Regions from separate parts of the Homo sapiens genome. Here region 1 is linked to region 2. A link is a loop called in an ENCODE intact Hi-C map of the cell type or tissue named here. Cell type or tissue: dorsolateral prefrontal cortex. All regions are shown on one strand. Each heading gives the region's core, and the rest is flanking DNA. Links, peaks and the distances in the headings are about the cores only.

What was found. A loop is a pair of places that touch in the nucleus more often than their neighbours do. Peaks named below come from ENCODE experiments on the same cell type or tissue, not always from the same donor. Only the 100,000 strongest peaks of a DNase experiment are listed, where the experiment ranks them.
Region 1: a loop joins it to region 2, with 1.8 times the contacts of the local background. A loop is called at or near these places in 5 of 110 quality-filtered maps.

The regions. Positions count from the first base shown.
Region 1 is chr3:11,560,723-11,576,122 of GRCh38, reverse strand. VGLL4 (vestigial like family member 4) reads left to right here. Exons shown (of 5, transcript NM_001128219.3): 3 at 11,104-11,326. It also overlaps a transcript of ATG7 not described here. Among named protein-coding and RNA genes, the nearest start is that of VGLL4, 75 kb to the left of the region's middle. RefSeq lists an enhancer at 539-1,359. In dorsolateral prefrontal cortex, for the core only: a CTCF peak has its summit at 7,337 (motif pointing left); a DNase peak (open chromatin) is centred at 7,412; H3K4me3 peaks cover 2,254 bases; H3K27ac peaks cover 8,000 bases.
Region 2 is chr3:11,446,023-11,461,422 of GRCh38, reverse strand. All of the region lies in intron 20 of ATG7 (autophagy related 7), which reads right to left. Among named protein-coding and RNA genes, the nearest start is that of ATG7, 180 kb to the right of the region's middle. In dorsolateral prefrontal cortex, for the core only: no CTCF peak of the experiment used is centred there; a DNase peak (open chromatin) is centred at 7,632; H3K27ac peaks cover 2,363 bases.

The DNA of each region.
Region 1 (15,400 bases), core at 4,229-12,228, 110 kb before region 2:
ATGCTTTACCGGTCATGTTCTCAGCCATGACCTGTTTCTCAAACATCAGTTTTTCTTAAAAAACTAAAGCTAATAATGGAAAACACATGTAGACAGTTCTGGTTAAAGAAAACTGGTACCTTATTTACATAGAGTTGAGCTATTCAGAAACGTGACCTGAGGATCTGGGCAACCTGGACGGGCTCCGCGCTGCTGGCCAGCATTTCCGTGAGTCCCGCCTCTCTAGAGGCAACGGGTCTGGAAAGCCTGCACACATTGCCAAGCAAAGAGGGTCTCTGAATGCTGGAATTGGATATGGGAAAGTTGCAGGGGTTGGCCCCAGACTCACTCAGAACCTGTTTGCTCTGACTTTACGCCTCATTCTAGCCAAACCAGCCACCTGGCTTTTTGGGCCACCATAGGGAGAATGGAAAGATGGAGACTTCCAGCAGCAGCGTTTCCGACAGGTCTCTAACTAAAATCACTTAGAGTTTCTCTCCTAAGGCTGGTGTCTGGGATCTTTCTTTAAGCGGCTGCCGCTGGGTAAGTGCACACTGTGGTTCCGGATCCGCCAGGTTTCCCAAGTGTCTTCCGTCCCTTGCACAGATCTGAGGACCGATTGTGCCCAAGGAAAGGAGGGACCCACTTTGCCCTCGGAGCTCCTTCCAGTCTCAAGGAGAGAGAGGGGCAGACTCACACACGATGCACATTCCAGCTGAGCTGCTGGAGGGAGTCAAAAGAAACTCGAAGGCTGGAGCATGTGGAGATGCTGGCTATGCTGATTTAATGACTGTCACTCTTGAGAGCACAGTGACTGGAAACCCTTGGCGCAGTTAGAGAGACAGAGTCCACACTGACAGGAGAGCAGCAGAATGGACGCCCGTTTGCTCTGACAGCACTCAGTGCGGCCGCCTTCCCTCTCGCACCACAGACCTGAGCTGCTTTTGAAACCCTCCGGGCATTGGCAGCAGGGGAGCAAGGACCCAAGTCCCTACTCTGCCACCTGCCAGCCACATGGCCCCAGGCAGATCCCTCCACCTCTCAATCCACTTTTCCTCGGTGTAAAGTGGGAATGGGGGGTTGGCACGAGCGTTGAAGAAGAGAGAGGAGGAGATGCAGGAGTAATGAAAAGATCTGCGGCTTTATTCTTTCATCCTCCCCAAACACTACCAAGCCAAAAGGGTTTTGGATGGTAACTCGGCCGACAAGCTTCTTCCCTTTTGTATGTAGGCGCATAAGATGGGGCTCTTTTTCCTGGCTTCCTGAACCATATTTGGGGGCAGCTAGCCCTCCAGCTTTTAAAATACACACACACACACACACACACACACACACACACACACACACACACACACACATATATAGTTGAATTGACAGTAATTGTACATATTCATGGGGTACATAGTGAAGTTTCGACATGTGTCATGTAGAGTGATGAGCTCAGGGTGGTTAGCCTCCATCAAACATTAATCGTTTCTTTGTGCTGGGAACATCCAATATATGGATGTTGTTTGAAACTGTGTAGTGTATTATTGTTAACTGCAGTCACCCTACAGTGGTCTAGGTGACCATAGTGCTGGAACTTACTCTTCCTACCTGGCTGTAATTTTGTATCCTTTAGCAAATCTCTCCAGCCCCTACCTTCTCCCTACCCTTCCCAGCCTCTGGAACTCTCAGCTTCTTACTGGCAGGTCTGGGCTGACTTGGCCTGCCCAGCTCTGGTCTCTGTTTGGACTGTCATTGTGCGGTGCTCGTGCAGTGCCTCAGGATGACAGGCATACAGGACAGGTGACCGAGGCCCAGTGGATCTCAGGACCTCTCTTTAAATGTCCAGAGGAAGCTTTAAAAACTTTTAGGTTGATCATAGATAAAGCAGAAGAAACATGGGTGTGGCAAATATCTAAAGCCGTGTAAAGCAAGGCAGCGGGTGGGTACGGCCTAGGGAATTGTGTTCGTTTCCTAGGGCTGCCATAACACAGGGCCACAGATGGGGTGGCTTAGGGTAAGAAAAACGTATTGTCTCACCGTTCCTGGTGCCTGAGATCAAGGTGTCAGCAGGGCTGGCTGCTTCTGAGGGCTGTGGGGAGCGTCTGTGCAGGCCTTTCTCTCAGCTGCTGGTGGCCTCTGGCATTCCATGGCTTGTTGATGACGGTCTTCTCTCTGTCTTCACATCTTCTTCCCTCCGTATGTGTCTGTCACTGTATCCAGATTTCCAGTGTTTTCTAATAGGACACCAGTCACATTGGATTAGAGCACGCCCTCATAACCACAGCTTACTTGGTCTTCGGTAAAGACCCTATTTCAGATAAGCTCACATTCAGAGAACCTAGGGGGTTAGGACTTCAATGTCTTTTCAGGGGGACACAGTTCAACCCATTACAGAAATTAAAGGCAGTTCACAGCATAAAGTAGAATGGTCAGTAAGTGTATGAAAAGATGCTCAACTGCGCTGGTAACTGAAGAAATGCAAATTAAAACAACAAGAAGGAGTGATTTCATGCCAGGAGAATGGCAGAAATCCATAGGCTGCCAAGGCCAGATGTCACCGAGGATACACAGCAGCAGCAGTGGTCAGCCATGGCCGTCGGAGGGACAGCAAAGTGGATGGCTGCCTTGGGAAGGTTTCTGGTCACATGTGTTGAAGTCGAAGGTGGATGACCTGCAAATACTGACCTGAGAGAATGTCAGAAGCCCTGTCCCCAGCACCAGGACACATGTCTGAGGACTTAAGCACTATGGGGCCATTTTCTTTCTTTCTTTCTTTCTTTCTTTCTTTCTTTCTTTCTTTCTTTCTTTCTTTCTTTCTTTCTTTCTTTCTTTCTTTCTTCCTTCCTTCCTTTCTTTCTTTCTTTCTTTCTTTCTTTCTTTCTTTCTTTCTTTCTTTCTTTCTTTCTTTCTCTATTTCTTTTCTTTCTGTCTGTCTTTCTCTCTCTCTCTTCTTTTCTTTCTTTCTGTCTGTCTGTCTGTCTTTCTTTCTTGAGACGGAGTCTTGCCCTGTCACCCAGGTTGGAGTGCAATGGCTCGATCTTGGCTCACTGCAACCTCCGCCTCCCGGGTTCAGCCGATTCTCCTCCCTCAGCCTCTGGAGTAGCTGGGATTACAGGCGCCCACCACCAAGCCCAGCTAATTTTTGTATTTTTAGTAGAGGGGGATTCGCCATGTTGGTCAGGCCGGTCTCAAACTCCTGACCTCAGGTGATCCACCTGTCTCGGCCTCCCAAAGTGCTGGAATTACAGGTGTGAGCCACTGCGCCTGGCCTACGGGGGTCATTTTCAGAAGGAAAAACCAAAGAGTGCCCAGGCGCCGGTCCATAAAGGAACGGGTACATATGCAGTGGTGTATTCGTATGGAAGAATACCACAGAGCAGGCAAATAACATGGATAAGCCAGGTCTCTGTGTTGGAACATGGGTAGAGCTCCAAGACCAACATGAGGGAAAGACACGGTTGTACAACAAGACATACAGTGTGCTGGCATGCTGGAGTGTGAAGCATGCGACGGATGTGTGCTTCCGGACACATCCACGTGTGGCAAGAGGACGACAGTCAGGTAGCAGGAGGCACCAAATACAAAACAGAGGATGCCCCAGGGGACGAAGAGAGGGGAATGGGACTGAGGAGGGCCTGGAGCAGGGACCTCATGCGTCTGCATGTTCTGCTGCTTTCATCATGGCCAGAGGAAAGAAAAGGCCCGAAGCAAATATGAGAGCACATTTTCATTTGCTAGTTCTGAGTGGTAGGTACACGAGTCTTTGTATTTTCCTCCCTCCCGGAAAATGGAAAGGCTTTGGAGCCAGTCCAATATATATTGGAATCGTTGTACTAGTTTTGTAAACTTAGAAAAGTTACTTAGCCTCTCTCAAGCTCAGTTTACTTATTTGTAAAATGGAGATGATGCTTATTTTGCAGTGGGGCAGTGAATTTACTAAGATGAGGTCTAGCATATGATTGGGCATGTCCTTCAATAAATGAGAGCTGATGATAATAAAGATACTCAACGTCAATCACTTACTCAGAGATTCCCCAACTTTTTTTTTGAGACAGGGTCTCACTCTGTCACTCAGGCTGGAATACAGTGGTGCAGATCTCAGCTCACTGCAACCTCCATCTCCTGGGCTCAGGTGATCCTCCCACCTCAGCCTCCAGAGTAGCTGGGGCTGCAGGTACGTGACACCACGCCCAGATAATTTTTGTATTTTTAGTAGAGACAGGGTTTTGCCATGTTTCCCAGGCTGGTCTTGAATTCCTAGGCTAAAGCCATCTGCCGGCCTCGGCCTCCCAAAGTGATGAGATTACAGGTGTGAGCCACTGTGCCCGGCCAATAGGCTTCTCACGCTGGGACCGCAAGCCACAGCTGTCTCGCAATAGATGGAGCAAATGAGTCCTGTGTTGCCGGGTCCATGGAGTTGATTTCTGAAATCTGAACCAGCAAAAAGAGGGACACTACCTTTGTGGGGAGTATTTTATTTTTATTTCCTGAGACAGGGTCTTACCCTGTTGCCCAGGCTGGAGTGCAGTGGCTCTGTCATGGCTCACTGTAGCCTTAACTTACTGGGCTCCAGCCATCCTCCTGAGTAGCTGGGATTACAGGCGCTACCATGCCCAGCTAATTTTTGTATTTTTTGTAGAGACGGGGTTTTGCCATGTTGCCCAGGCTGGTCTCGAACTCCTGGGCCTAAGCAGTCCACCTACGTTGGCCTCCCAAAGTGCTGGGATTACAGGCGTGAGTCACTGCACCTGGCCCCTTTATGGAGAGTTAATGGGGGAAACATTACGTGGGTGGATGGTTGTGGCAGTGATGCTGGCTGTGGCGGCATTCGCACTCGGGTTTCATTCCCTTGACTTTTTGGTGGCTTTTTTTCAATTATTAAGCAATGTTAAGCTATGGCAGTAGTTGCTGACGCATAGAAGGCAGAGACAGTCTCTGCCCTGTGTCCCTGCCAGCGAGGATGGACCCCGCTATTGAAGCCAGGAGCCTCAGGGTCATCTCTGTCTTTGGGACAGTCCGAATGCCGGTATTTTGCCAGCTTTTTCCTGCCCACGACACACTTCTTGCCATTTGTACTTAGGAGGGTGTCTCTGCCTCAGCCTCCGCCACCTCGGCAAACATCGTCTTCACCCAGGCCTTCCTTTGCAACCACTTCCCTCACTTCCCGTCTAAAATTGGCACAGAGGAGTGACGCAGCTTGACCAGGATGTCTTGGGGACACACCCAGGCACCTTGTTGCTCACTGGGAAGCAGTGAATTCTCCCACTCACAAGGGGAGAGAAGCCACGGTGATGAGTTCACTCCTGTGTGTGTGTTGTGGGGTGCTTTGGATGAGCTCGGGGACATTTAGAAGCAGGGAGGAGGTGAGGAGGACAACAGAAGTTGGAGGAAGGGACTAAAAGGGAGAAGACATCTCACCACTGTTTATGCCCAACATTTAAATGTTCCTTAAATTTTGCTTTTTCAGAAAAAAGTCTTTGCCACCAGTCATTTTCTCTGAAATCTCCTTAACTCCCTTGTCATTTGCCACAAACGCTGTTAACTGGACTCACACATACTATGTGTACCTTAATGATTTATTTACTCTATGGACAGTTATTAGAACATCTGGTATGTGGTCACCCGTGCGGAGCCAAGGAGATTAGGGCGTGGGGGCTGCAGTGTCAGCCTTCCCGGGAGTGCACGGTCCAGCCAGGGACCGGGGTCCCCTGGGAGCTGTGCTTCAGAAGCTTACTGACTGAGAAAGCCAGCGTGGCAGGACTGTCCGGGGACAGACCTTGGTGGCCGGCATCTCCGCACTGCTCCTTTCCTGTGTCTCTGCAGTTGGGGCAGGAAGGTGGGTGGAAATGGTGCTGGTGGGTCGGAAAGGCCTCCTGGCAGCTTGGGATGGAGCTGCGAGGTGATGGAGAGTCTCTTGGTGGGCCTGGTGTGACGACCCTGAGCGGCTGATGCCACAGGGCCGGTGTCTGTGGTGGGCAGCATGTCTAGGCAAAGCCTTCATCTTCTCCACCTTGGTCATCTCTTCTGTAAAACTGGGATGGTGCTGACCTGCCCTGTGCACATCAGAAACCCCAGGGGGCAGCAGGTAAAGGTTGGGAGGAAGTTCTGTCTATATTATTCAGGTAAAATTTTATTATTTAAAAAGCTGTAGTAAATTAGCAGAGCATACAGCTGACCACTTTAACCAGGTTTCAGGGCACCCTTCAGTGGCATTAAGTCTGTTTTCTGAGGAAGCTTTTTAAGATTAAAGATGTGCTAGCAATCTTATTTATTTAAAGACAGGGTCTTGCTCTGTCACCCAGGCTAAAGTGCAGTGGCGTGACCATGGCTCACTGTAGCCTCCACCTCCTGGGCCCAGGTGATCCTCCCACTTCAGCCTCCAAGTAGCTGGGACCACAGGTGCACGTCACCATGCCCAGCCAGCAGTCTCATTATGATGTGTTAAGACTGTGTGAACGACTGGCTGTCCTGCCAGTTCTCAGATGTCGGATTCTCCTGTAACTGCTGCGGTGGGAGAGAGAGGACGAAAGGGCTGGAGATGGGGCTGTGTCCCGGCCCACTCACTGGCCCTGTGCCGGCCCCTCCTCCTTTGAATCTCTTGTCTCCACCTGGACTCTGGTGCTTGGGGGATGTCTCTGCATAGCCTTCATTCTACTCCTGCCAGGCAACGCCTGGCATGGGGACGGGCTGCTTTGCCGCCTCAGGATGTTGGTTTTTGGGAGGCCAGGGCCCAAGGCTGCCCTGGGCCTCATCTCTTTCACTGGGTGGGAGCACCTGCCATGCCATGGTGCTCAGGGGCCTTTGGGGACCCCAGAATGTATCCTCAAAATGTCTTGTACCCATACCCCCTCCCCAGGCAGAGGAACTCAGACTCAGATCAGTGTAGCTTGTGGCAGTCCACGGTGAATGAAGCCCAGCGCAGGCTCAGAACGTCAGGTGATGGGGCTAAGGGCTAAGCATCCCAAAGCACGTTTGTTGGAGGGTGGGAAACTCATTTTAATGAGTATCAAATAGACGCAGTGCACTTCTTTCACGTGATGGATTCTTTCAATGTCACTGCTTGGAATCTGGTTTACTTTTCCCCAGATGTTATGGACATTCTTGGTTTCTTAGCTTAGAGAGCGTGTGGCTTTCAGTACTCAGAAAGCTCTGTCCTGGATGATGGTGTTGTAGGCCTCTCTTTCCCTCCCTCCTCTTTCCATCTTTCTCTCCGTGGGCAGCTGGCAGTGGAAGTGCCCGCCTAGGATGGGGATGAGGCCCGGGGCGGGGCCGGGTGCCGTGCAGCCTCAGCGGCTCTGATAGGCCTGGCACGGAGCCACTCAGAGTCCTTTGGGTGTTCGCGGGGATGCCGTGGGCTCTCTCGGGCACAGTCCTGACCAGGAGCGGAGGCGACTTCCATCTCCCGGGCAGGATGCGTGCGGTTTTCTGCCGTCCCCGGGAGCACATGACGCCTGGGAAGCAGTGGCCGGGAGGTGATTCATCCGGGCGAGCGGGGCCTGGAAAACAATGTCTGTCTTGAAGCTCCGGGAACCAGGAAAATGAGCTGGAAATGTGAGTAATGTATAATTTTACTAAAATTAACCAGCCAGTTCTCCAGGCCTTTTCTCGCTGTTTTCAGTGTCTTTGTCTGACCCATAGTGCCCACTGTGCTGTGTTCCACGGACTGTCTTTCCAGTTAGTGGGCCTGGAAGTCCCCTTCTCCCTGCTGCCCTGCGTAGGGTGGGCGCACAGTGGGGCTGTGGGAGCATAGATGGCAGATTTAGGTGCAGGGCTGCCCCGTCCTTACCTCTGCCCTGGCAGCTGGCGGCCCTGGCACCCCTTTCCTCTGTGATGTGGTCTCATAGTCATGCTTGGATTTCCTAAGGCGCAGCTGAGTCATCTGCGTGACTGTGCCGTGCCCCTAGGACATAAGGTGCGAGGGGTGGGCAGTGCCTTATGTACCACGACTTTGGCTTTGGACATGGGCAGACGCCTGACCTTTAGTCTGCTCCTCCATGCCACCCGGGGGTGTCTTTATCCTTGCCCGGATCCAGAGCTGTCACTTGGGAGCTGCAGCCCCTCCCGGGCCTTTCTGTCCCTGCTAGATTGTAAGCCCATGAGAAGGCAGGGCTGTAACCCTGCAGTTCTGGAACCTCCACAGAACAGGGACTTAACTAGCGCTGGTTGAGTAAACAGACGTCTAAATTCGGAGGCAGACTGTGTCTGAGGCTCTCCTGAATCTGGGACATGAGCCCCCAGGTCTATGCACTTCATGAAGTGGCCCGTGGAAGCATCACCTGGGGTGGAGAGAAGCCATTCACTCATGTTGTTAACAATAAAATTGTATCTTTATCTGAATTTAGAAGGGAGCGGGACACTGAAGATGAGGATGTGTGGTGACACTGATGAACTGAGTATTCAGGAACCAAGTCCCGTTTAGGTAGAAGCCAGCAGATCTCAGGACTGCTTGGCCTGACGTCCGTTCCGCGGAAGGTCTTCTGGTGACATCGGTGTCTGGGATCATAACCCTTGAGGCATTCATTGCAGAAACCTGTGCTGTCTTCTGAATCGCCACAGACAGATGACATTATGGACAGGCTGGTTTCAGTATTAAGGTTTTTAGTATTTTAACGTTTTGAAAATCGCCAGGATGTGTGTGGCGTGGATGGAACCTACTATCTAGACTCTGCCAGAACATTCTCTTCCATGATTGTCTTAATGGGCTGAACATTTAATCCTTAATTGCTTTTAAGATATTCTGTATCATCAGCCAGAAAATAAAGGGGAAGAAAAAAACCCCATAAACGAATACTGGGTCCTGTACAGCTAATCACCCTATAATCAATATACTCGGTTTAGGGCTGACAGGGTTCTCTTGGCGCTCACTGAGGGCTGCACTGCGCCGCTCTGATTGTTTTTGTTTGTGTGCTGTTTGTCCCCCATTTAGAGTCCTCTGGGTGGATCTTACTGTGACCACATGGTTACATGGGGACGCCGAGGCTCGGAACGCCTCGGGTCACTAAGCTGAGCGCGTGCCCCTGCTGGAGATGGCGCAGAATGACATCACAACATCACAGCCGAGGCTGCACTCAGGCCCCCTCTGGTGCTTCTCCTGCTCAGCCCTTAGCAGCTCACCGACTGGGCCGCAGGGTCCATCTAAAGGCTTGAATGCGCCTCCAGTTGACTCCTCAGCCCTCCAGCTCTCCATGATTCTGCCCACCCACAGTTCCACTCCACGATACCTGCCTTTCTTACACGGTCACCCATATGCTGCTTCTCTTCATTCACCCGTTAAGTCTCTGTGCACCCCTGGTAGCAAGCGTAATGAGACAGGAGGGACTCGACGCCCTCAGAGGCTGCCGTGTGTGAGGAGGGGCGGGTGCGTAGACGAAGAGATCATTGACGGTGGGGGATGGATTCTGTATTAAAGGTTTGCACGGGGCGCCTTGGGATTCTACACTGCAGCTGTGGTTGGCAGCGCAGGACGGGGAGGAGGGAGGCTAGAGCGGCACCGCGTGTACACAGCCACAGAGGCAGAGAGTGGCCGCATCTTATTTGAGGAATGGCAAGTAGATGGTTGGAACTACGGAACACAACATTTGGAGGCGTGAAGCCAGAGATGAGGACGGGAAGGTGGTCAGGCCCAGAGGCTACCAAGGCCCGTGCTGAGCTGCTAAAAACATTCACTAAGGGCTGGATGTGGTTGGATTTGCCTTATAAAGAGATTGCTCTGGAATGGATACAAGCAAAACACGAAATCTGAATAAGGTTGGTAGTTGTCTCATTGTCGATATCCTGGTTGTGATATTGTACTGTAGTTTTACAAGATGTCACCATCGCGGGAGTCAAGGTAAAGGGTGCATGGGATGGCCGTGTGTTGTTTCTTACAACTGAAGTTAATCTACAGTTTTAGAAAGGTACGCCTATCACATGCGTGTGTGTGTGTGGTGTGCGTGTGTGTAACATTCAGTGTGTGTGTAACATTCTGTGTGCATGCGTAACATTGTGTGTGTAACATTCATTGTGTGTGTAACATATTCAGCCAGTCCGGGACGGGGGCTGTGGCTGCTGCTTCACCAGGGCAGGCCTAGGCTTTTCTGCTAGTTAAGACAGGTGACTACTTGTAGACTCTGAAAATAATTTGTATTTCTTAAAATTCACTCAAATCATAATTCACCACCTTTTTCTTTAAATGACCAGCTCATGAGTTACGGAAAAAGGTTACTCTGTCAGCGGATAATATGGTGGATTGAAGGGGCAAGACCCAAGGCAGATGGAACTGTGGGACCCCTGGAATAAAGCAGGGAGGGTGGACCAGGGCTGGCCATGGCTTACCTGTGTGGGGTTGGTGTCTAATAGATGCAACACGTAACGCTGCCTTCAGACTAACACATCAGATGGAGGTGGTGCTGACTGTCTCACCTGGATTCCACGTGGCATCGCCTGGGTGCTCAGCACATGGCCAGGGCTAGTGATGGACCTTCTGGACGCAGGTCACTCCTGCTCGTGTGTCCTGGACGAGAGAGCTGCGCGCCGGCTCCCTACAGCACCCCGGGAACCCCAGAGCACGTGCCACCACATGTCAGCTGGGAGTCTGAGCTGATTATTCCACCACTCTTGAGTCTTGGGGTTCTGGTCTGGAAAGGGGATGGTGGCAGCATTGCCTGCTTAGTGCTGTTAGGAAGACGGGCTGAGCAGTACTGTGAGGAAGATGGGCTGAGCAGTGCTGTGGAGGCTTTGAATAGGGCCCTGCATGTAGGACGCAGCCAGTGACTCTGGATCGTTGTCAGCGTCCCCGTCCTGTCCAAATGGCAGGTCCTTATCGAACCAGCTTGGCCTCCAGCTCCCCAGGCTCCCAGGGAGTGGAGATTATTATAGAAGTGAACACAGAGTCAGGCAGAGGACGCCACTGAGTCGGGGGCTCCATCTTCTATGGAGCTGACTTTGGACTCCGCTGGCAGCAGCTTCTCCGGCACCCAGAGGCTTTGGTGTCCGGCTGACCCGGGCTGGCAACCGGCTCCTCATCGTGCTGCCCAGCCACACGACCTGAGCTTCAGGGTAAAAAATTAAATAAGCAACACGGAGTGCCTGGCGCACAGTCACTGTCCCCTTTGCCTTTGAGAAAACGCCCCCTGAATGCCCATTCCTCTTTTTCAGGAACAAGACTGCCAATGGAGACTGCCGCAGAGACCCCCGGGAGCGGAGCCGCAGCCCCATCGAGCGCGCTGTGGCCCCCACCATGAGCCTGCACGGCAGCCACCTGTACACCTCCCTCCCCAGCCTTGGCCTGGAGCAGCCCCTCGCACTGACCAAGAACAGCCTGGACGCCAGCAGGCCAGCCGGCCTCTCGCCCACACTGACCCCGGGGGAGCGGCAGCAGGTGGGCCTCTGTCTGGGAGGGTGGCGTGGGGAGTCCAGGGGCTGGGGGACTGGGCTGGATGGAGAGCCCCGAGCAGAGGACTCCGAGGGCGGTGGTGAGGGAGGGAGGTGGTGAGGGAGGGAGGTGGTGAGGGATGCCACCCTTCGCCTCTGTTGTGCACTTGGGACAAGGGACAGCAGAACAGGAGTCCTCTTCTGCTTTTACTTCCTGCCCAGACCTGCCCGGGCCTTGCCTCTTAGCACTCACGGCCTTGGGCAAGGTGAATGTCACTGGGGCTTCATCTCTTTCCTCTCCCAGTACAGGGGTGGTGTACTGAGGTGTTTCCTCCAGCAGTCTTCTGTGGCAGGCCTGATTCTCTTAGGATGAATGTAGTCATCCTCGGGTGGGGGGGTCCTACGTTTCTCCTTTAGACGGTCACGCGGATGAAGGGAAATGTCAGGTTGCTTTGCCTTGGGCTGGGGTCCTGCACAGTTGATGGTCACAGGGTTGTGAGCCCATGCTGGTCAGAAGCCTATGATTGGTACATAGGGATTTTTTTCTATGAAAGGAAAATAGGAAATTAAATGATTGCTTAATAAACACAGCTTGCTTGGTAGAAACAAATCTTTTTAAAAATGGGGTTCCTGGGGAAATATATGGGAGAAGGCAGCAGCATTGAGGAGGCTCAAAATTACTGCTTGAGCTCTCCGAATCTCCAGGGACTGCGACCTAATAGGTCCTTAGTCAGTAGTCAGCATTTGCTAAGACTGACAGAGAGGATGGTGCCGTGCCCCGAGGGGGTGCCTCCGGGCTCTGTGCATTCAGCTGCAAGAGCCTCTGTGTCCCTGTGGCCTCACCGGGGCTTCCCTCCAAGTGGCACTGCCTGGTGTCCGTGTCTGATGGGGTCTGTTGAAACTGTGGGTGGGGTAGGCCCTGGGAGTTGGGAGAGGTGGTTCTGGTGCTTGGGAATCCTGGTGAAGCTGAGAACAGTTGCCCATCTTGCCTCAGAGCCTGACATGGTAATCCTGTTTGTTTGATTCATCCATTTAACAAAATGGCACAGACCCCTGCTGTGTGCCAGGGGGTACCAGAAGCCAGTCAAGCAAGATGCAGTTTTTGTTCTCAGCACGCTCAGTTTTAGTCTGGAGGAGAGATCGCTGATGTGTCTGATGGAACCCGAGGCCAAGTTATCACTGCTGTTCATTTCAACGTTTTACGAGCGCTCACCATTTACCCAGCCCTCTGCAGAGCAGAGCTGTGGGCAGCCAGAGACGTGTGTGTGGACACTGTCACGGCCACAGGGAGCTCCCAGTCTAATTGGGGAAATGGACATGAGAAGAGAGGATTGTGCTGTTGGGCAGCAGCAGGGGCTGGAACAGAGGCGTGTGCGCAGTGCGACCCACAGGGACCCGCTCACTGCTCCCCGGGGTGGGCAGTGGACCTTTCTGCTTTGGGAAGCTCAACAGGCATTGTAATGCTGCCATGAGCCATGGCCTGAACCGTGCAGGCAGAACCTGGCTCTCTGGCCATTGCCACTGCTGTTGGGGAGTCCCTGAAGGACACGGGTATGGAGGGGAGGATTCAGCTGTAATCTCGGAGCACCCACATCCAGCCTCTGGCCCTTGATGACCTGGGGGACATAACTGTGAGCCTTACAAGCTATCTCTGCCCACATGGTCAGGGTGGGCCCTTGGCGGGCTTAGTGTGTTCTTGGATGATTTATTTCCTTGACTCTTCAGGGCTCTTGAGAATCTTGCAGTTGGTTTTCGGTCACAGTTGCTTTGCAAAAACTGAACTGCTGAACAGAGTGGCCTGACTCTCTTTACCCTGTCTCCCTCTCCCCAGCCTGGAATGGGCCTGGCTGCCCACGGCACACGTGGCAAGGGCCCCTCCTTGTGCCTTGGGGCTCCTGAGCAGCTTTCCTAGGAGGAAGAACCTCGACCCCCCAGCTATATCTTTATGGGATCCTGGCCTGGACTGAGGACAAAGCCAGGGGCCACGGGGTACCCCAAGCTGCCCATTTTCCTGGGAAGGGCACAGTGGCCCTGACCGGAGCTGTCATTTTCGGCTGGGGTTGGTCAGTCCTGCCCTCCTTGCCGTGGCTGCTGTCAGCACATGTCATTCATGTCGTAACCATTCGTGGGGCTCCTTCCTGCGGCAGCGTGGCGGGGCTGAGGCCATGCACACCAATCCGAGCTGGGCTCGGGCGCCCTGCTGAGGACACCAAGCAGCCACGTTGCCTGTGCTCCAGCAGCTCCGAGGTCTCTTCCTGGAAGTCTGTTGGGTGTCATCCTGCAGCTCAGAGCCAGGGAAATGGCAGTGGGGAGGGGGCTTCCTGGGGTGACAGCAAAGCTCTGTGTCCACAGGCAGGCAGGACGCATGCTGCAGCCCTGTGGGGTGGGCACGGTGGAAGCCTTCCTCTGTGTGGCAGAAAATGTGTCTCAGATCTCTGGGAACTGGGACAGGAAAGTTCCCAGAGGGGCATGTATGGGGAGGCTACAGAAAGTGTCCCCCCATTTCATGTTTGTGATAGCAGCTCAGGACAGACAAACACCAAGAGGGTGGCCTTGGGCAGCAGCCAGTGAGGAGAGGCAAGATGGGGTTAAGCTTCGCACATTGAGGGCTGGGCACAGTGGCTCACACCTGTAATCCCAGCCCTTTGGGGGGTTGAGGCGGCGGATCACTTGAGGCCAGGATTTCGAGACCAGCCTGGCCAACATGGTGAAACCCTGTTTTTACTAAAAGTACAAAAATTAGCCAGGCGTGGTGGTGGGTGCCTGTAATCCCAGCTACTCGGGAGGCTGACAGGAGAATCGCTTGAACCCGGAAGGCGGAGCTTGCAATGAGCCAAGATCGCGTCACTGCACTCCAGCCTGGACGACAGAGTGAGACTTTGTCTTTAAAAAAAAAAAAAAAAAAAAAAAAAGTTTGGCGCAGCCAGCCTTGGGGGTTGCTTTCAGATAGGAGAGGTGGTGGGAGCCCTCTCCCCCGGGGCAGCCTCTGTCTGAGGACAGTCACAGGTGGGTGGGACAGCGGGTGAAGGGGTTAGTGACAGGGCTCATACTGGCCCTGCCACAAATCCGCAGCGTAACTTCCAACAGGGTGTTTCTGGCCTTCATTTTCCCCATCTGGAAAATAAGGGTGTGGGGGAGGGGAGCCTCGGGATCCCATAAACGCTCACCATCTGGAGGCCTGGGGCCCGTTCTAGGTGGACGAGTCCCAGCCTGCACTCAACCACAGAGGCAGGGGCAAGATGCCTGACTCCAGCTGGGGAGGAGGGGTGGTGGAGCCAGTCCCACGAGGGCTCACGGGCCACCCTGCAGCCTGGGTTGTGGGGAGGAGGAGAGGATGCCCAGACACTGAACATCTTCACATCTGCAGGTGACCGGTTAAGGCAATTCGCCCCAGCTCAGGTCAGGAGATGCCCTGAAGGTGGTCTGATACCAGTCAGCCAGCCTGCCCTGCTGGTCCCTTGTTAGAGAGTCTCTTCTGAAGTGGCCTTTCCTGCCTTGGATAGACTGACATAAAGGCTGGACAGTGAGCTCATTTCTTCATCTTCCTTGATTCCCCCTCCCTGTGCTCGAAATGTCTCCCCAGTTCCCCACATTTGCGTGGGTCAGGACACGCTCGCTGCAAAGAACAAGCCGGCTGAGCACAAAAGGGAGTTTTATTGGGAGGACCCTGGGGGGGGGTCTCCTAGAGCCCAAGGTCATGGGTGCAGCCAGGCTCAGGAAGGGCCTGGCCATCTCTGAGAGCTGGACAGGGGCAGGGCCCTCCTTCCTCCTGGCTCTGTGCGTGTCCAGGTCTCGGTATTCTGCTCTCTTGCTGCTGCTTGACCCCTGTGGTCAGCCAGTGTGAGATCTGCTCCAGGCCTCATCTGTCGGTCCCCAACCCCCTTTCCGAGCCTGTCTGCTCAGCATTGTGAAGTCTCTCACCCGAGGCCCTGTCCACAGGCAGAACGTGGACATTCAGCCCAGCTCCACCTGCCCGGGTTCTCTCTGCGCTGCCACCTGTGCACACCATGGAGGCCGTACGAACCCTGGGCAGCTCTGTCCCGCTGCTAAGTGTCGGGCCACTAAGAAACCCTGAATTCTT
Region 2 (15,400 bases), core at 4,106-12,105:
GACGCCGTGGAAATTCTAAGCAGGATTAGGACAAAGCTCTCTGAATACAAAGGTTAGCTCCAAAGTGACTTTATCTTTGGTTTCTTAGCCCCAGTGATGCCATTTCTGACCCCAATCACTATTCCCTATAGTTTTCAAATCCCTGTAAAGAACACATTTCCTAAGGGACACAGAATGGCCTTGGGTAAAATGCCAGTGCAGGCTGTCTCTGCATTTCTTATTTTTCCACTTCATTTTAGAAAAGTCTATTCAACCTGCCCAGCACTGACACCCTATATCCATGGCTTCCACAAACCCTGCCCCACCCTTTGCCTTCCCTAAAGGTCTTTGCCACAGCTAAAATTCTAAAATATTGACCCATTGTGGTAGATTGGATTCATCCATTCTCTCATGTGTGTCATTATATCAAGACTCCAAAAAGATGACTTACTACTGGTGGTACTGTATATATTCTGAAAAGGAAGGTTGCAAAGACATATTGAGGATGTTGGTCATACCAGGTGGTTCTCAAAACACACACCCTCTGGGCTCCATACACATGGATGGAATCAGGGTTAGGGTCAACTGGCACCTTCTCCATGCAGCCTGACCTGTCTGCCCTTACCAGGCATAGACAGTGACTCTTTTGTTTGTGTTCCCTCAGTACTTTATAAGAATAATCATTATCTCACTGTATAGATATTATTTGTCAAAATTTATATGTCCTTGACTGGGATGAAATTTGGGAGGGGGCAGGGATTTTGACTTATTAATCTTCCTATTGTGTGTCTTGTACAGGGAGGGAATTCATTTTTATGGAATGAATTCTGTGAATTGCTACATTCTGTTCTCCTCTTGAATGGGAAGTACTCTGAGGGAAAATAACCTCAGAAGCCATGCAGCATAGAGGCAAGCCCTCATCTTGAACTAGGCCATGGCTGGCAAAGGCAACGCTCTGGTGCTACCCTCTCCCTTGCCCACATCAGGCATTGTTGCTCAGTCATGACCCCTTCTCTCACGACATCTGAGCCAGGCCTGAGAGCCCTTCTCAACACAGTCTTCTAGGCAGCCACCCCTGCTGAGTGAGCTGGCACACAAGAGAAGCTGATTTGGCATATTTAGCAGCCCAAAGGTAGATAAGATACCGAAGGACAAGAGGACACATGGCCTATGTATGCTCCTCATGTCACCAATGAAAGATGCAAAAGGAGGTTCAGATAGAGCCTAGATTGTTCCTTTAACATTCAAGAAGCCACCTTAAAACAACGCCAAAAGAACCAGTGGACTCAATAAGTAAACAGCTGATCCATCTGGTTGGTCATGTAGCACTGAGGCTGCCTACATTTAAACTGGTTATTATTGCTTTAAATGAGATGTTCTTTCCTGAGATCACCCAGAGTTGGGATGCTGAGCTGTGTGACTGCAGTAAGATAAATCTCTGTACGATTTGAGACATGTAAGAGGCAGTATGGTGCAGTGGATAAGAGCACAGACCCCAAAGCACTGTTCCTAACACACAGGGCTCTTGTAAGGATTTTTAATATGTTAATACGGTTAGAATAGCATCTGGCACATTAAGCATCATCTACTGTTACTATACGTGGCCTGGCTAAAGTCTACCAAACAACTAGTAAAATCCCCACAAACAAATAAGGCTTGGTCTATGTTGCCACTCTTGTTTGTAATTCAATGGTTTCATTATGAACGAATGGCTATTGCCTCGACAAAAGGCTATCAGAACAGGCCTGAGGTAGAATTGTGCCAGTATATTTCCTTTTCCCCACAAAGCCCATTACTCTGGCTGTTATCAGACAAGAAGAGCTAGGCAGCCCATTACTTCCCTGTTGGCTCTGGCTTCCAGGAACCATGAAGTTACAATTCATGTTGAATTTTGGAAGCTCTCAGAGTTTAAGTTTCCTAACATAATCACTTAAAAAAAAAAAAACACTTGGCTCCTGTTTTTATTCTCATTCTAAAGACGTCCAGAATTAATTATTTCTATGATGTTGAGTATAGCTATCTTAAATCTGTTTTTGAAATCAGGCAGAATGTACATAAATATAAAAACATTTGTCAGATTCTTGGTGCTGAATGTCAGCCAAGACATATGTCTGAGATGATACATTATATTTTTATGTATTACACATACCATAGCCATCTATGAATCAGGGCAAATCTCATGTAGCATTCTGCAGAGATATTAGAAAAGACTTACTGTGTTGACATTTCACCATAATGACTGATGTTTTTGCTGTTTTTTTTTTTTTTTTAAAGTGACTCCCCCTCCTCACTTTAGGATTATTGCTCCTGTGTCAGAAAGTGAAGCTGAAATGAGAGAAGTGATCGCCTAGGCCAGCAGTCCCAAACTTTTCTGACACCAGGGACCAGTCTTGAGGAAGACAATTTTTCCATAGATGGGGGGGTGATGAATGAAACTGTCCTACCTCAGATCATCAGGTGTTAGAATCTCATAAGCTGCGGGCAACCCAGATCCCTCGCATGAACAGTTCACAATTGTGTTCCCGCCCCTATGAGAATCTAATGCTCCGCTGATCTGACAGGAGGCAGAGCACAGGCGTTAATGCTCGCTTGCCCCGCTCACCTACAGCTGCGCGATCGGGTTCCTAACAGGCCTCGGACCAGTACTGGTCCATGGCCTGGGGGTTGGGGACCCCTCAACTAGGCCAAAGACAGAGAATTATCTTGTTGAAACAAGTTCTCTTTTTTTATCCTGTGCGTTTATTTTCATAGAATTACAGAGCTCATTTGCTTCAGTTCTCCAATTTTTTAGAGGGAACTGAGTTCCAGCATGGAGAAGTAACTAGCTATGGTCACACAATGTGTTAATAGCTGAGCTGGCTGTAAGTAAAACCCAAATCTAGGCCAGGCGCAGTGGCTCATGCCTGTAATCCCGGCACTTTGGGATGCCGAGGCGGGCGGATCACGAGGTCAGGAGATTGAGACCATCCTGGCTAACACGGTGAAACCCAGTCTCTACTAAAAATACAAAAAATTAGCCGGGCGTGGTGGTGGGCGCCTGTAGTCCCAGCTACTCAGGAGGCTGAGGCAGGAGAATGGCGTGAACCCAGGAGGCGGAGCTTGCAGTGAGCGGAGATGGTGCCGCTGCACTCCATCCTGGGCAACACAGCAAGACCCCATCAAAACAAAACAAAACAAAAAAACCCAAGTCTGACTTCTAAGCCTGTGTTCCACTTAAAACACCAAGATGCCCCTCTAGACCACTGAGATAGGAAAAAAATGAAGAAATTGGCTTTGAGTAGCCAATTTAAATTTGAAACTCTTGAAATGTTTTGTTGTAGCAAAACAGAGGGCTGTTTTGAAAACAAGACACTAGTTCCATAAAAATCAATGTATTTTAGAAAATATTTCTGCTGCAAAATTTCATTTACTATTAAGGCATCTGAGGTGAGCTCATTCACTTAGAATCATGGGCCAATTCCAAAAACTAGGAAATCAAATCATTCATTCAACCAATATATACTTACCGGTTACTTCCTCCATACCAGGCAATGCACTAGGTCCGGTCCTGAGGGTATATTATCTAAGACACAGTCCTTGCCCTTCAAGGAGCTCAAGGTCTAGGGAAAATATTCAACACAAGCGCTACCACTGCACAGTCTCTTAGGTGTTCATGACAGACATAACCAATGTATTAATTTATTTATTAACTGGCCTCAGCAATCCTTCCCAACACAACCCTCCAAACACCCATAAGCGAGGGGCACACAAATTGAAATTGATCTGTCACCCCTTAACTAGTATAGTCACTTTGTGCCTACTAAATGCTATGCAATTTGAAGTTCTTAATGTATGTTCCGGAAATGTTTCCCCCTGATCCGGAGGCAAAGAATGCAAATTCTTTCACACATTTAGTGTTTATTGAACTCCTGGGTACAGAACAATTTTTGTAGGTACTGTAAAAACCCTGGATAATGGCTCATGAAAGATCAATTATGCCCCAAGAAGAGACTCCAGTTATCTTTCACTTGAAATTCCCATTTCAGATAAGGAAGCACAGCCTCTATCTTGTGTGTGTCATTACTCAAAGTTGCCATCTGCTGCTGGGGAATCAAAAGCCAGAGTTGCCACACCACTCAGTTCACAGCAGCTGCTTCTCCTCCCCAGTGATTTACCGGCAGTCCCACCTAGTACAGATCTTCCCGCCGCAAGAGTTTGGGAAACAATACTTCTAACCTCATCCCAAGGTAGAACCAAAGACAGCTGCTAGACTCCATTTTATAAACCTGGCATCTTTCCGCTCATTTGGGTAAGCTGTTTTCTTAGGGTCTGATCAAGGGAGAAAAGGCAAGAAGACATAATTTCCTTTTAACGGCTTCTACTGTGTCCTGCCCCATTTTCATCCTTGGTGATACATGAGTAAAAACCCTGCAAAGCCTTGCAGAGGTGCATTATTACTCCACAACTGACTGTTCAGCAGGAGGACAGTGTGTATTGTTGTCTGGAGGAGACATGCTGGAAGCTGATCTCCTCCCTTGGAATGGTCACACCTGAGAGGTGCTGTATACCAACTACTTACACATCCAGTAGCCTCCAATACTGGGGCCTCAGAGAGGACAAGCACTTTCAGAAAAGGGTACACATACAGTGTGAACGCGAAAAAATGTGACACAGTTTAGGGTTAAAGTAGAAAGAGAGGAAAAAAACTTCACAAGTGTCTACTTCTTTCCGTCACATTTTTGAGTCCAAACAGTAATTGTGGCTTTTGTTAGACACAGTGGTCGGTAGTGGGGGGAGTAGAAAGAAATAAGGCTTCTTTTCAGCTCTCAAGGGTTTATATTTCCTAGGGGAGGCAAGGTGTATTAGTGTTAAGCGAAACACCATGGGTTTAAGTATCAGAATATATCATATTGCCAAAAGAATAGAACAAAAAAGTTACGACACAATACAGCAATTCCACTCCTAGGCATATACCCAAAACAACAAAAACGTGTACTTCATACAACAACTTGTACACGAATGTTCACAGCAGCATAATTCATAACAGCAAAAAAGTGGAAACAATCCAGATGCCTACCAACTGATGAATCCATAAACAATATGTGGCAGATCCTACAATGGAATATGACTTGGCCTTAAAAAGGAATGAAGTTCTGATAATGCTACAACATGCATGAACCATGAAAGCATGTTAAGTGGAAGATGCCAGTCACAAGAGCCCATATATTACAGGATTCCATTTATATGAGATGTTCAGAACACGCAAATCCGAAGAGACGAAAGATTAGTCATCGCTCAGGGTTAGGGGGCCAGAGGGTGGTGTGAGGGGAACTGAGAGATGACTGCTCTTTAGCAGGGTTTCCTTTGGGGGTGATGAAATATTCTAAACAGACAATGACGGTTACACAACTCTGAATATTAAAAAAAATTATTGAACTGTATATTTTTGAAGAGTGAGTTGTAGGGCATATGAATTACATCTAAATAAAGCTACTACAACAAAACAAGAATATAGACAATGCCATCGGGGTTCAAAGAAGGGATACAGAATTTCTGGCTTAGATGGTTTGAAAGAACATAAGACAGGTTAGGTATTTGAGGTAAGTTTTGAGAAGTAATTAACCATCTGTGGGGTTGATGAGTAGGGAAGGGTGTGAGCCCAAGGTCAGAGGTGCTCTGGGACAGTGAGTAAATCAGCTTGATTAAGGTGGGATCCATAACTGTAGAACTAAAGATATTAGGCTGAAGATGTAGTTGTGGCCAGCTCGGGCTAACTCTGAGGGGTTAAGACAGCCCCGGTCTGGGCAGAATCCATTCAGCCTTACAAGTGCTCCTGGTTTTCAGGCCAACAAGGAACAATACATGGACAAGCTCACGATCAGTTGTTCTCACATCACTTTTAGGAAAAATGGATGTCACCGGAAGAAGGAATTGTACACAGGGATGGCTTTTATACAAAATGAGTATGCTGGAGGCCAGAATAGGCTCAGATGCCCTACTCTGAAGGAGGTATGAGTGGACCACCAAATGTGGACCAGCAAAAGCAGAACAGGTGCACTGGGATGTCCAGGAATCACCTGCAGAAACTGACTACTCTAAACCACATTATTCTAGAATTGTCATCATTCTGGGTGGCAAGTGCTAGTCTTACTGGGTAAGGACATGGAATAGGTTCTGTGAGAAATTTTAGGACTTTACTACTGTAGTTAAGTTCTACTTAAAATCAATAACTTGCTTCATGAAAAGGCTGCAAAAAATCAACAAGGCATTCTACACTGCTTTAGTTTCTAGGCCCAGTAAATTCCAGTTCCTCATATGTAAAAGAATATTTAGGCATACCTTACTTTGTATAATGTGTGACTCTATCTGTATAGTAATTGTTGTTAAACTCCTTCATTAGAATTTATATGTAAATAACTGTACTCGAGAGAAATAAAGCTGAACTTTTATAAATCAGTAAGTCAGGCTATCTTTCCATATGTTATGCTATCTAGTTTTGATAATATTTTAAAAACCCTCAAAAATAGAGCTTCTGGGAGGCAGGGTTTGAGTTTGTCCTCTCTATAGTAGTGCTATCCTATAGACCTTTCTGTAATGATGGAAGTGTTCTATATCTGTATCATCCAATATGGTAGCCATTAACCTCATTAGCATTTGATGAACATCTGTTTAACTCAATGAGAATCTATTCAGTAAACACACACTGAGCTTCCTTCTACCTGCCAGGCATTCTGCTAGATGTTAGGTAGATTGAAACGCTGCCCCTGAACAAGTCAGAACTTGTGGTTGCAAGGGACAGAAATCTCAACCTTTATTTACTCAAGCTAAAAGGGAAATGTGGCCTCATATGCCCAGAAAGACCGGGATAATGGTACCTTCAGGGAAGCCTGGTTCTGGGCTTAGAGAACAATACCATGACCATCCTCTTGCTCTCTCAGCCCAGCCAGGCTCAGCTCTCTTCCATGTGTGGTCTCCATACTCAAACTGGCTCTCCACTCACAATCACTAGAAGGCTGCCCCAGCCCAGACTCATGCCGTCAAATTCCAAATTCTAATCGCAGCCTCTTAGCCAAAGTTTCATCATACCTCATTGGTTAAGATTGGGTCATGTGCCCATTTCTGACCCAAGCATTTTGGCCAGGGAAACACGATGTGCTGATTGCCTGGGGTCCCAACTACCTTGCCCCAACCATGGGCCAAGGGCGGAGTCAACTCCACCAGAAAAACATGGGATGAGAGTGAGACCCTGGGCTTCTCTGGGTAAAAATCAAGGTACCCATTAGAGTACATTTTCCTAGGCAGAAAAACCAGCAGATACCCAGTCTAGTTTCTATCTTAAAGAGCTCAGTGTCTCTCTAGGGAAGCCTTAATTAAAATGCTGGTCAGACCTGCTAGCCAGACAGAAGAAAAGACTATCTAAAAAGAAAAGCTCAGTTTAGCAAGATTGAGGTTTGAAGTGGCAGTCACATTTATTTACACGGAATTTCCTCTGATGTCTGCTTTTTCCTAGATAATTCTCATAAAACCCTTGTGAGGAAAGGTAACAACTACGGTATCCAGAAACCTTTAAGATGGAGCAGTCAGCTGACCAGGGCACACTGTTGGTGGCTTTCCATGCCTGCTTCAGGCTCCAGATGTCCCCCCCACCCCTTGCACTCCCCCATCACTGAGGGTTTGCTCAGGCCTTAGAAGTCCTACATGTGTGGATGCAGGCAGACGCAGGATGGCCCACCCAGGGAAGGGACACACAATTGCCAATTCACACAATGCAATGTGAATTGTCTGTTTTCATAAGGGCTACTCCAAGAGAGATTATTTGTGGGAAGGATGACTCATAAGAGAGCTAAATGATGTCGCCCCACATAGAAGACAAAGAGCTTGGAACATCACTGAGATGAGAAAAATTAGCCAAAACAGCTGCAGCACTTTAGGGTCTTTTAAATAGCTTCCTCCCGCCTACTTCTCCACCCTTTTCTAGCTGTTCTCTCTCACTCGTTACATCCTGACGAAGGGTGTGCTATTGTTGGCTTGCAGGGACAGCCACGGCGGGAAATAATCTTCTTAGCAAGCATATCCTTTTATCCCTCTGAGTTTTCTAGTATTATCTTTCATGAAGATGGCTCTGGATTACCCTGAGAATTACTCTGAAACTACTTGGCTTGCTTCTAGGTGGAAAAAAAGTTACTAAAGCTTGGGGACAGGCCTTTCCACACTTTCAGGACATTCAGTGCTCAGACCACATGGCAAGGCCCACGCCCCCCGTCTGTTCTCCACCTGGGGAACCCAGAGAACTCTCAGCCCCCTCAACATTGAACTGGACATTCCCTCTTTTTACTGTACAATCTTCCAATTTGGGTGTGCCTCTCTAAAGGCGTGGTGGACAGAGCTGTAGATTCTCCAGGCTTGGTAAGAAAGGAAGGACTGTCTGCTTCCAATACCCTTTCCGGGTTTTAACAGATTGCTCAGGTCAGCAGTAATTGGGCCCAATGGACTGCTACTGTGCTCGCTACAGCCCACGGAATCGTGCACTTCCAGCAGATAGGAACTGGCACACAATAGGTGCTTAGTGAACACTGGTGAAATGTGAAATATTGCTGGTAACATGGAGGTGTTACTTTGTGTTTAAAAAAATACTAAAAAGAATAGGTCTTAACACTAATATCTGCAATAATTATCTCCTATCAAGAAAAGTGCCATCCCTTCTACTTTACTCTCTAACCCTCAGTTCCCCAATCCTAACCAGTCTTCAAGCCTGTGGTGACTCAACTTTAAAAATGGCCTTCATTATGGATCTCAGGCCTGGGTGAATAAACCATGTTAACTGGTTTTCCATTCCTCCAGGGCTAAGAACTCCTTGGTCTTTTCCCTACCACGCTGTTTGCTGAAGTGCCTAGAGGACCTTTTTATGGGTTTTACTTTCTTGTTCATTTTTAAAGTAACAGCTTTATTGAGATATAATTCACGTAGCATGAATTCACCAATTTAACAGTTCAATGGCTTTTAATATGTTCACAGCTGTGTAAACCATCACCACTATCTAATTCCAGAACATTTCCTTTTTTTTTTTTTTTTTTTTTTTTGAGACAGGTTCTCGCTCTGTCGCCCAGACTGGGGTGTAGTGGCGTGATCATGGCTCACTGCAACCTCCACCTCCTGGGTTCAAGTGATTCTCCTGCCTCAGCCTCCCAAGTAGCTGGGATTACAGGCATGTGCCACCATGCCCAGCTAGTTTTTGTATTTTTAGTACAGACAGGGTTTCACTGTGTTGGCCAGGCTGGTCTTGAATGCCTGACCTCAGGGTAATCTGCCTGCCTCAGCCTCTCAAAGTACTGGGATTACAGATGTGAGGCACCACACCTGGCTCCAGAACATTCTCATTATCCCAAAAAGAAGCCCAGTACCCATTAGTAGTCTCTCCCTATTTCCCTCCCACAACCCCCCAACCCCCCAAGTCCCTGGTGACCATGAATCTGTTTTTATGTTTCTATGGATTGTCTATTCTGAACACTTCACAAAAATAGAATCTCATTTAAGAGATATGTATATGTGTGTGTGTGTGTGTCTGTGTGTGTGTGTGTCTGTGTGTGTGTGTGTATGTAAAGGCGTATATATATATAGAGAGAGAGATAGAGAGAGACAGGGCAGCCTGGGGTTTTTTTAATTTGTTTTTTTTTTTTTTGAGACTATAAACATATATATACACGTAATATTTTCTATGGTTGCCAATTCTTATGCTAGATGTTAGCATTACAAATTCGTATAAAATCTGTGTCCGCCTTCATAGTCCAACAACAAACGTTTGCTGAGTGTAGAACTCCCAGGAGTTCTCTCATGGACACAACAGCCACACTCACCCTCACATTAGCTGGCAGAGGCCCTTTATACCAGTGATACGCTTGGGCCAAGGGCCCCTGGGTTGAAAATCATTAGGTAGACACCATCCAGTGCCCTGTCTCATGTGCTGAACAGGGCTAGTAATGCCGACTTTCACTTTGGGAGGCCAAGTCGGGTGGATCACTTGAGGCCAGGAGGTCAGGACCAGCTAGCCAACATGGTAAAACCCTGTCTCTACTAAAAATACAAAAATTAGCTGGGCATGGTGGCATATGCCTATAGTGCCAGCTACTCAGGAGGCTGAGGCATGAGAATCACTTGTACCCAGGAGGCCGAGGTTTCAGTGAGCCAAGATCATGCCACTACACTCCAGCCTGGGTGACAGAGTGATATAGATCTCAAAAAAAAAAAAAAAAAAGTGTCAACCTTTACTTCTATTTTATCAAGTTCTTGTTCCAGCCTGTCCTTTTCAAAAGATACCCTCCTTGGTAAAGATTCCAAAGTTTTGGGTTTTCTTTAAATGTATGCATCCAATGTCTTTTTCATTTCATTAAGGTCAAATAAATATTTGTCCTGGGTTTCCAATAAGGTATTTGAGATTTTCCTGTGCCATAATGACTGTATTTGGTACAGGCAAGGCAATATACTAAGGTCTCTCTACAGATCTTGAAAATCAGATCAGCCTTGGAGGATGAAATTAGTAACAACTAATACACCCTGGAGGACACCAGCCCTTTGGAAGGCATTCATTGGAAGAGACTAGAAAAGCAGTTGAGGTTGGGAGTTTCTCATTTCAGGCAAAGTGACAAGGGAGTGGTATCAGAAAATACGATCTTAACTAAGAAAGCTAGAACCTATATCACTCTAGAAGACTGTTCACAAACGGTAGCAGGGCCCATGTGCAGCTTGGAAAGAGGAAGCTTAATGTGCAAAAATTTAATATCCCTGCAACTCTCTGGAAATTGGCAAGATGGTCCCTCAGAAGAGCAGATCTGTGTGGTGAGTGAGATATCACAGCTCCATGAGGTGAACACCAAACCTTCCAATCATCAGTTGTCTCCCATGTACTTATGGAGAATGGTAGACAAAACTCACTGAACTGCTTCATTTGTACATTGATCTCTTGTGACCTTGCTTTGTGGGAGTTAGTCCCAGAGAATCTTTATAAACTGGCAAGATTTTCTGACCTAAAGAGGTAGGATCTGTGGAAAATGATGACCTACCAAAGTACAAATCTAGAGAACTGAGGTTTGGAGAACATGAAAACCATGGTCAAACACGTGAAGGCCTGCCACTGGGAAGAGGAATTCAACTAGCAATACACAGGCCCAACTAATATGTAAGAAAGACACTACAAAGTAGTAGTTAAGAACACAGGCTCTGGAGCCAAACGACTTGGCTCTAACACTTACTGGCTCCATGACCTTGAACACTTAGGTTCCATGTGCCTTAATTTCTCCATCTGTTAAATAAAGTGATTGTGAAGATTTAATGAGATAATCCAAATAAATGCTTAGTACAATGTATGGAACACAGCAAGTTCTCAAGAGACTAGCCATTACATCATTATTATCCAAAGAAGAAACAGACCACCCTGTAAGATTTGGAAGGGAGCTCCCCCAGGACTCCTCCCACCCCCTGCCAGGGGTACAGAGAGACTAGTTTATTGAGGGCCAAACACAAAACTTGATGCTGTTGAATTTACTTCAACTCCAGGGCTTCCCTGCCCCTTAAACTCTTATAGACAACTCAAAATGAAAACGTGTTCTCAGCAGTTAATGCGTTTTCCATCTACAACCGCTTTTTTGTCCTATCATTCAACTAATATATATTTTTCCAAGTACTATGGCAAAGCGCCTGTTAGTGTTTGAGGGCACAAAGGGGGAAAGGTGTGGCCCTTGTCCTCCAGAAGCTTTGCATCTAACTGGGACAACGGGATTAGAAAACCACATAGTTCTCTGGTGATCCAAATACACACGTTAGATTTATGCCAAGCGTTCATCTGATGCTTGATTTAGCGAGCCATAACCCAAGGGAAGGGTCGGGAAAATCATTCTCTCTAGAATCACTCCATTGTATGGAACATGAGAAGCTTCTTTGTATACTAACTAAAACCAATCATACTCTCTCTCACCCTCTCAGTCTCAATCTCAATCTCTCTCTCCTTTTCATTCCCTTAAAAGTACAGCCACCAAGGGTAGTGAAGACTCTGGGGCCTTACAGGCCCCAAATCTCAGGGTTTTTTGTTGTTGTTGGTTTAAGAGATGGGGTCTTGTTCCATCACCCAGGCTGGAGTGCAGTGGCAATCATAGCTCACTGCAGCCTCAAACTTCTGGACTCAAGCAATCCTCCCACCCCAGCCTCCTGAATAGCTGGGACTACAGGCATGAGCCATCATGCCCAGCTAATAGGCTCATATTTTGGCCCACCTAGCTTATTAGTTAGCAGATGGTGAAGGCAGAGACAGTGGCCTCTGCATTACAAGCTCACGCTGCATTCCTTCACAGGATGTTTGAAGGCTTGTCTGTTATTTATTTGTAATTACTGCTTTAGCACTCATCTCCCTCCCATTTGTAAGTTCAATGAAGGGAAGGATGATGTGCTTTGTTCATCATGTCTTACAGTTAACCCTCAATACAGACTTTGTGTGACATTTTTACCCTAATTCCAGGTTTCTTTTAGGTTCCACAGAGTCTGGTTGCTACAGTTTAAGTATATTACTCTGGTGTAAAATGTCAGGCAGGGGAGAGAGACCCCCAGGGCCTGCCTTGGATTCTGTGGACAAACATCCAGGGACAGAAAACACTAGGAGGCTCCATTCATATTGGAACAGCGACCCCCTTACCCACCCCACTGCCCCGTTTACTGATGCCTCTGTTGCCTCAAGAAATTCATAGCACCTTCGGGCAGGGGAACAACAGTGTGGTGTTTATTGAAATCTACATCTGGCAGCAATTTGTTCAACAACAACCAGCTTTGCCTCCATCATTCTCTTCAGTCAAATAATCCACAGGGGCCCATGATACCCCACAACTGCTCATTTGTGCAAGGCCTGTATTGTGTTGGTTTATGTTCCTGATTACAGATTTGGTTTTATCAACAAGTTTCAGCACGGCAAGTAAGTTTTTAGACTATGGAGGAGACTAAAGGCACATGTCCTGAAGCAGAGATGCTGTCACTGAGCCTGGCCATCTGGGCTGAGAGATGAAGCCTCATGCTGACCTCAGGGGCTCCAGCTCCTGAGTCCACCCTGGGTGAGCAGAAGCAGCCAGAGAGAGCACTCCCCTTCCCCGCCCCAAGAGGTGGCCTCAGGAGAGCATGGAGGAGCCTGGAAGGAGGAAAAGCCTAGAATGAGGCTTCTGTGTAGCAAGGAGAAAGGAGGAGGCACTGTGCTCCAATCTCAGAGAAAGTTCTTTGTTTGGAGGTGGTGGTAAGGAAGACTGTGCAGCTAATTTTTTCAAAGCCTCAGTGAATAAAGACTTCTTTTCTGGTATCTGTGGTTAGGTGAGAAGATGGGGGTAAATCCAGAAAGCAGAGTGAGTCAAGCTTGGGGACAAATCTGGGGACTGGAATTTCATGACTTTCACTCAACTCCTTAATAATGAATTGCTGATAGAAAAGCAGCATTGTTTGGAAGGGACAGGAACAGACACAGGAATAGAACTAAGAGGAGACTGAACTTACAATGGACTTCTATCATATATGCCCAACACCCATCCATCTGCATCAGTTTGTTGAGGAGGACCATCCCCCATCACTCCAACCGTGTAGTTCTGAGGGAGGCTGCCAATCAGTATGACCTGCCCCTGGCCCAGGCTGGCCAATCATGGCAGCCCTTCCCTTTCTACTGCCAGCTGTCCAGAGATGGCATGTGACCCAGGCCTGGCCAATCACAGTCCTTATCTGGGATTTTCTTTTTGGAGCCACTAGGAAAGATTTCTTAATGTAAGAATGAGATTTTGGAACTGCCCGAGTCCATGTTTCTTGCTATATGGGGAAGAAAAGAACTTGTTGGTAGTGAGAGAGAATAAAGCCAACAAAGAACAGAGCTGATGAACACTAAGATGGTCTTGACACTAAATGCCCCCATCTAGAGTCCTTGAAGCCCAGATTTCATGACCTGGTTTCATTAAGCAATAAATTACTTTTTTTTTTTTTTTCCCTGAGACGGAGTCTTGCACTGTTGCCCGGGCTGGAGTGCAATGGTGTGATCTCGGCTCACTGCAACCTCCACCTCCCAGGTTCAAGTGATTCTCCTGTTGCAGCCTCCTGAGTAGTTGGGATTACAGATGCCTGCCACCACACCAGGCTAATTTTTTCTATATTTTTAGTAGAGATGGGGTTTCACCATGTTGGCCAGGCTGGTCTCGAATTCCTGACCTCATGATCCACCCGCCTCAGCCTCCCAAAGTGCTGGGATTACAGGCGTAAGCCACTGTGTCCAGCCAATAAATTACTCTTTTATGCTAAAAAGAGTTCAAGCTTTTGGTTTCTATCACTTGTAACCAGGGTATGGATGGCTACAAAAGGTTTTTCACTGAAAATGACTGCTATGATGATCAAGTGAGTAAATGCAAGTAAATGCCCTCTGAAAAAGACAAGGTGCCACCCAAGTGTCAGATACTGATCACATGTGATATGGTTACATGTGACAGACGGACACTAAAAAACACCACTGACTTGATGTCAGGCAGTAAATTTCAGAAAACTTTTTATTACAGAGACCTTTGAAGATACACAGAGGTAGATGGACAACACGATGTCTCTCATACCTCCCCAGCCCCAATAACCATCACTCATGGCCCAGTCCAGGAGACCAGTGATTTCAACCACCTCCCCCTGGAGCATAGCTGGTTCACCTTGACTGTGCCTTGGTTCCAGGCCCAAGTAGCCCCTTGACTGGATTTAGAGGTTGAGTCCCTGGCAGTGGGGTAGCATCTTACAGGAAGAAGTCAAAAGTCAGGAATTCATGAATTCAGTCTGGTCAGGCTTGCAGTCTGCTCAAGTACCATGATGTATCATGTGCCTCATTCTTTTAAAGGCTCATTTATGACATTTTAACACTGTCATTGGATGTGTGTTTTGTCACAGTAGGTATCAATGTAAGAAAATCTTCTTAGTGCTAAAAGTAAACCAGATACAATAAAGTATTTTGAATGATGACGCCAAGTTTCCCCTACGGACTAAATTAAGGAGTCTCCTCCTTTATATAACGCATTTACAAAAGTAGATTATAGTCTTACAAATAAAGAGTCTCTGGCATACTTAATTCAGGGTGCAGACAAGGAAGATGATTGAAACCATGAAATCTAGGTGTTAAAGACTTATTCTATCGTTATCACAGAATGTTGAAATGGATATAGTAACCTTTAATCCAATTTAATCAGGCTTTCTGGTGCAGATGTGGTCTAAACATTTTTTTAAAGCATCCTAGATAATTCTGATGGGCAGCCAAGGTTCAGAACTGCTGCTCTAACCCAGCCAATACTTTTATTTAGCAAATGAGGATGCTGAGGGCCAGAGGTGTGGGACTCTGACCAAGTCAAACATCTGGGATTAGAACAAAGGTCGCTGGGCTCCATCATACTTTTCAAGTGAATAACTAGGT